2 separate regions of the Homo sapiens genome follow, and region 2 is linked to region 1. A link is a contact called in ENCODE Hi-C or POLR2A ChIA-PET data. All regions are on one chromosome and are shown on one strand. The core of a region is the stretch at or near the end of the contact, and the rest is flanking DNA. Distances in the headings are between cores, read along the strand shown. Region 1 holds the start of SDF2L1 (stromal cell derived factor 2 like 1). Region 2 overlaps MAPK1 (mitogen-activated protein kinase 1).

Region 1 (2,700 bases), core at 137-2,636:
TCTGTGCAGAGACCACTGGTCCCCACGGAGCTAAGGCCTCCTCCTCCACATTTTCCCAGTCCTAACCCCTCTGACCTACCTTCAGCCTAAAATTCAGCCCCTCAGGCTAACAGTCAAGCTGTCTATCTATCTCAAACATTTTCTTCCACCAGCTCCCCAAGGGCACCCACTGTTCCATTCCAATCCCCTGAATTCCAATGACCTCCATGCATTGGCACAATCTCTTCTGCTGGCCTGGGAAGTCTCTCTTTCCCCTTTGTGGCTTGTAGGACTCCTAATCATCCTTTCAGATCTAGCCTGAGTTCCTCCTCCCCAGTGGAGTTTCCTATTCCCCACCCTCAAGGCTGTGTGGATTCCCCTCCTGGGTCCCACTTGCCACCAGAGGAAGAGCTATCCAGGCGTATCTCTCCGGATCTCTCTCCCGTCGTTCTCCCTGCCGGGCCGGGAGCACCTGAGGGCAGGATCCTGGCGGAGTTACTCTGTGTCCCCCGAGGGGGCGCTCAGTAACCATCTCTGAAGTGAAATTTCCATTTCACGAAGAAGCTGAGGCTCGGATTGGAACCCAGGGCTCTGTCTCTGGCCCCTCACACAGGCCAGGAGTCTCTCTGGGGGCTCCGGGAGGGGCTCACCTGGTTGTTGGACAGCGGCGACGGGAAGTGGTGCGTGTGCAGGTTCTTGCCCGTAAGCACATGCGTGAGCCTCACCGCCTGCCCGCAGCGCACCGGGGACCCGCGCGGGCACCCGCCCTCCGAGCCGCCGCGGATCCGCCAGTAGCTATTGGCGTCGTCCGACGCCTCTACGCCGGTCACCGATTGCTGGCCGCTGCCTGAGGAGTGACACCCCACACACCCAGGGTCTCCGTCAATCGCGGAACCCCGGACCCTCGCCCTGGGACCAGAACATGTCCCAGGGGACCCCAAGGGCTCACCCCCAGCCCCCGCCTGACACCCCCTCAGTCTTTGGGCCCGCAGTTCCCCGACGACCGTCCCCACCCTCAATATCCTCGACACCCTCAAAGCTTTGGCCCCTCGACCTCCCAACGACTCTAGAGCCCCCGCCGCCCGGCTTCCAGACGGCCCACAGACCCCCATGACCACCCTGTCTCCACACTCCCAACCCCGAGCCCCGGTTCCCCGCGCTCTCCCAGTCGCTGGCCCCACGCACCGGATCCGTATTTGATGTCGTGCGAGTGCAGCCGCACGCGGTGGTGCGTATTGAGCAGCTTCAGCACCGACCCGCAGGTCACGAGCTCCGCACCGGTCTTGGCGGCACCACCGCCCGGCACTAACAGCGCCAGCAGCAGCCCCAACAGCACCGGCCAGGCAGCCCCGCCGCGGCCCGCGCTCCACATCGCCCCGGCCCGGCTCCAGCCCCTCGGGCCCAGGGGCCGCTTCCGTCCCCGCCGCGGCCCAATCCGGTTCTGACAGCGCCCGCTTGCGGCAGCCAATAGTCGGCCCGCGCGGCACTCCGCTTGCACTGCCACTGGGTCAGCGCGGGGAGGGCCCGCCCCCGGTTCGCGAGAGCCGTAGCTGGGCGGGGACTGGAGACACGAGGAGGGTTTTGATTGGTCCACGCTTCCGAGGACTTACCAATGAGTGCCCAGGGAAGGGCGGCTGAGTCTCCGAGCCGCGGAGAGTGAGCGTGAACAGTTGGTGAAGACGCGGCTCCTCGCAGCCGGTGAGTCCCTGGACACCGGCTCAGGATCCTAGGACCCTGCAGGCACGTTTTCACGACGCCCCTTGATCCTGGACTCCTGGGCACTCAGTAATGAGTCTCTCCCCTCAGAACCTGGGCCCGCAGCTGCAGGGTCTTGAGGTTGTTGGATCGCTAGATTTTGTGGTCACAAAGTCGACAGATCCCGGGGTCACTGAATCGGGATCAGTCCTTAAGTCCCTGGACCCCGGGATTAATGAAACCTCCAGTCATTCGGCCCTAGGCCCTCTCTGATACTGGGTCACCACAGTCCCTAGACCCTGGGGTTTCTGAATTCCCCTGGCCACTTATACATTTGACTCCTTTCGTGGCTAAATCTCGTGGTCACTGGGTCATCGGGCAGGAGAGGGCAGCAGGGAGCTGTAGCGTTGAGAATAATGGCAGCTTCTCACCAGAAAGTCCCAAAGCTGTCTTAGGAAACCAGAGTCAAAGGAGACCAAGGGGCTGTGGGAACCATGCCTGGGCGACCGTGTCCCAGGTCTCCTGGCCATGAGTAGGTCTCCTTCTTGCCGCCTTCTCAGAGTGTTGTCAGCTCAACCTTCAAGGGAGGAAAACTTACACCTCTGTTTATTTATTCATTCATGGGACATTGTTACAGCAGCTTCACTCCAGATCCTGTGGGGTCACAGAGCAAATAGCTCTGGGCTCAAGAGTCTGACTAGGGTGTAGTTGAAGCACAGGCAAAGCAGAGAGAAAAGTTCATATTTAATTAAATCATCCAGAATTTTGCGTTCAGAAAATCCAGAGTAAAGCCATTTTCATTACAGCAACATGTTATTTTGGGGGTTTCGTGTTTAATACTGTTTTGATTTTGAGTTACATGTAGTATAAGACACCTTGATCTTTTCAGCATTTAGGTGTCCAAACGGTTAAAAGTCAGTCTGCCCTGGATTTGGTAGTCCCTGCACTTGAGGGGTCTCCAGTCTAGGGTGGAAGAGCTGAAGTACTATCTGAGAGGCGATGGATATATACTCTTGGACATGTCAG
Region 2 (2,700 bases), core at 46-2,545, 200 kb before region 1:
TGACCATAGATGGGTTTATTTCTAGATTTTCATTTCTGTCCCATCAATCTATATCTTTTTTCTTTGTGCCAGCACCACCCTTTTGATTATTTACCTTGCAATAAGTTTTGGAATTTGAGATGATATGGGCTTAACTTTTAAATGACTTCCCAAGTAACTAAGGGCTTATACAGGATTTGCTTTTTTAGTTTAGTTATTATTTTTATTTAAAATCATATTCTAAGTTTTCTGAAGTTACACTAGCATTTTAAAAAATTAATTATTTTATTTTTTTGAGACCGAGTCTTGCTCTGTCGCCCGGGCTGGAGTGCAGTGGTGCGATCTCAGCTCACTGCAACCTCCGCCTCCCGGGTTCAAGCAATTCTGTCTCCGCCTCCCAAGTAGCTGGAATTACAGGCATGAACCACCACGGCCTGGCTAATTTTTGTATTTTTAGTAGAGATGGGGTTTCACGATGTTGGCCAGGCTGGTCTTGAACTCCTCACCTCAGGTGATCCACCCCGCCTCAGCCTCCCAAAGTGCTGGGATTACAGGTGTGAGTCACCACTCCTGGCCGTACTAGCTAGTTTTATAGTGAAAGATTTTATTTTAATGCTGTATTTTTTTTTACCAGCATCTCTCCAATCTCCCATGAAAGATTTTTAAAATCAACAAAAACAAGCCTTCTGCTGTACAACACTTACTGAAAACATCACTTTCGTTACTCTATCCAGTACTTTTAAATTGATATATAGTCCTAAATTTAATTTCCTGGGCACTGCCCCAGAGTCTGTGAGACAAGTGCCATTTGTTCTCTCCCCTTCATAGTCAGGCTCTCTCGGGAATGGTTCGTGCTGCTTGCTCTGCTTTCTGTGCCCACCTCTTCTGCCCACGAGAGCCAGACTTTAGCCCCCTACCCCCACTCTTGCACTCTGAACTGATGGTGTGCACACTCTATGTACAGTCTTTCTTGATTTTGATCTTTCTGGACTGGTTGCTTTTTCCTGAAGGCCTTCCTCACCAAAGATTCTTTTTCCCCTTTTTTTGCCATTCTCCCTGGAAAATCAAAAGATTTTGATTTTTTCTGGAGCACTTGATGTTATAAGCCATTTCCTTTTTAAAAAGTTACATCTACTACTTTGCTGAGACACCTCTGGTTTTCCCAAGTCTTTGACTCTTTGTTCTTAGTTCTTGGGCCCTCTGTGTCCCATACACACTCTCTGGATGATCTCATCCAAATTCCTAGGGGCTGATCACTCTTCTGTCCTAAAAATAAAACAAAGCCAAAACTTCTGCTTCCCTTTGAAGCACTACCATCCTTCTTTCCTCCAGAGCCCTGCCCACTGTTTTACTTTCTCCCTCCCACTTCAGGCTAAAGCTCACTTTGCTCTGCCAGACCTGTTCTCAGCAAGGATTCTTTTGTTTTTTTAAACCTACGTAATGATTATCCCATACTATTGTGTCCTATTTTTTCCTTTTTCTATGTATCTGACTCCAACATGTAACATCAACATAATGTTAAATTTTATTAAAAACAGGTTATTTATATAACTGTTGCCCCCATTTGTTGGGCATTTATATTGCTTCATTTTTTCAGTTTTTAAAAATTTTTAAATTTTTTATTTTATTTTCAAGAGACAGGGTCTCACTATGTTGCCAAGGCTGGTCTCGAACTCCTGGACTCAAGCGATCCTCCCACCTTGGCCTCCCAGAGTGCTGGGATTGCAGGCGTGAGCTACCACACCTGGCCCTCATTTTAGTTTTAATTTATTTTTAACTTTTTAGAGACAGCCTCACTTTGTTGCCCAGGCTAGAGTGCAATGGCATGATCATGGCTCACTGCAGCCTCGATCTCCTGGGCTCAGGTGATTCTACCACCTCAGCCCCCCAAGTGGCTGGGACCACAGGCGCACACCATCACCCCAGATAATTTTTTTTTTTGAGACGGAGTCTCGCTCTGTCGTCCAGGCAGGAGTGCAGTGGCGCGATCTCGGCGCACTGCAACCTCTTGCCTCCTGGATTCAAGCGATTCTCCTGCCTCAGCCTCCTGAGTAGCTGGGATTACGGACGCGTGCCACCACACCCGGCTACAGATAATTTTTTTGTATTTTTTGTAGACACTGGGTTTCTCCATATTGCCCAGGGCTGATCTCGAACTTCTGGGCTCAAGGGATCCACAGCGTCAGCTTCCCAAAGTGCTGGGATTACAGGCATGAGCCACCACGTCCACCCCTACATTTTTTTTCTCCCCCCAGATGTATACTTTTAAGTTCTGTTTTTGTTTTTGTTTGTTTGTTTGTTTGAGTCTCACTCTGTCGCCCAGGCTGGAGTGTGGTGGCACAATCTTGGCTCACTGCAACCTCCGCCTCCTGGGTTCAAGTGATTATCCTGCCTCAGCCTCCCAGGTAGCTGGGACTACAGGCATGTACCACCACACCTGGCTAATTTTTGTATTTTTAGTAGAGACTGGGTTTTTCTGTGTTGGCCAGCCTGGTCTCGAACTCCTGACCTCAAGTGATCTGCCTGCCTCAGCCTCCCAAAGTGCTGGGATTACAGGTACAAATTGCTACACCCGGCCTGTATACTTTTAAATTCTTTAGTGTAGGGCCTCTGTCTTGAGTGCTTATCAGCTTTTCGCTGGTGAAGTGGGTTGGCCAGGATAAAAAGTATCATCAAGATGCCATTTCTCTCTTCTTCCCCATCCCAACTCCCAGAGCTGAT

What was found. A loop is a pair of places that touch in the nucleus more often than their neighbours do. ChIA-PET counts read pairs that join two places held with the same protein, here RNA polymerase II (POLR2A). Pooled maps may share reads with other maps.
Region 2: a pooled map shows a loop between it and region 1 (3-fold over the local background). The contact joins the enhancer-like site here to the promoter of SDF2L1 in region 1. A Hi-C loop is called at or near these places in 1 of 50 pooled maps. POLR2A ChIA-PET finds 5 or more read pairs at or near these places in 3 of 52 experiments (SK-N-SH, activated T-cell and naive thymus-derived CD4-positive, alpha-beta T cell).

The regions. Positions count from the first base shown.
Region 1 is chr22:21,640,988-21,643,687 of GRCh38, reverse strand. It overlaps SDF2L1 (stromal cell derived factor 2 like 1), which reads right to left and starts at 1,386. Exons shown (of 3, transcript NM_022044.3): 1 at 1,165-1,386; 2 at 630-826. The coding sequence starts at 1,351. RefSeq lists a silencer at 1,148-1,577.
Region 2 is chr22:21,835,931-21,838,630 of GRCh38, reverse strand. The region is part of intron 1 of MAPK1 (mitogen-activated protein kinase 1); the gene reads left to right. Among named protein-coding and RNA genes, the nearest start is that of MAPK1, 30 kb to the left of the region's middle. RefSeq lists a silencer at 364-571. Within about 2 kb of position 1,295, at least 7 of the 41 ENCODE cell types and tissues checked have a DNase peak (open chromatin) inside an H3K27ac peak, as active enhancers do.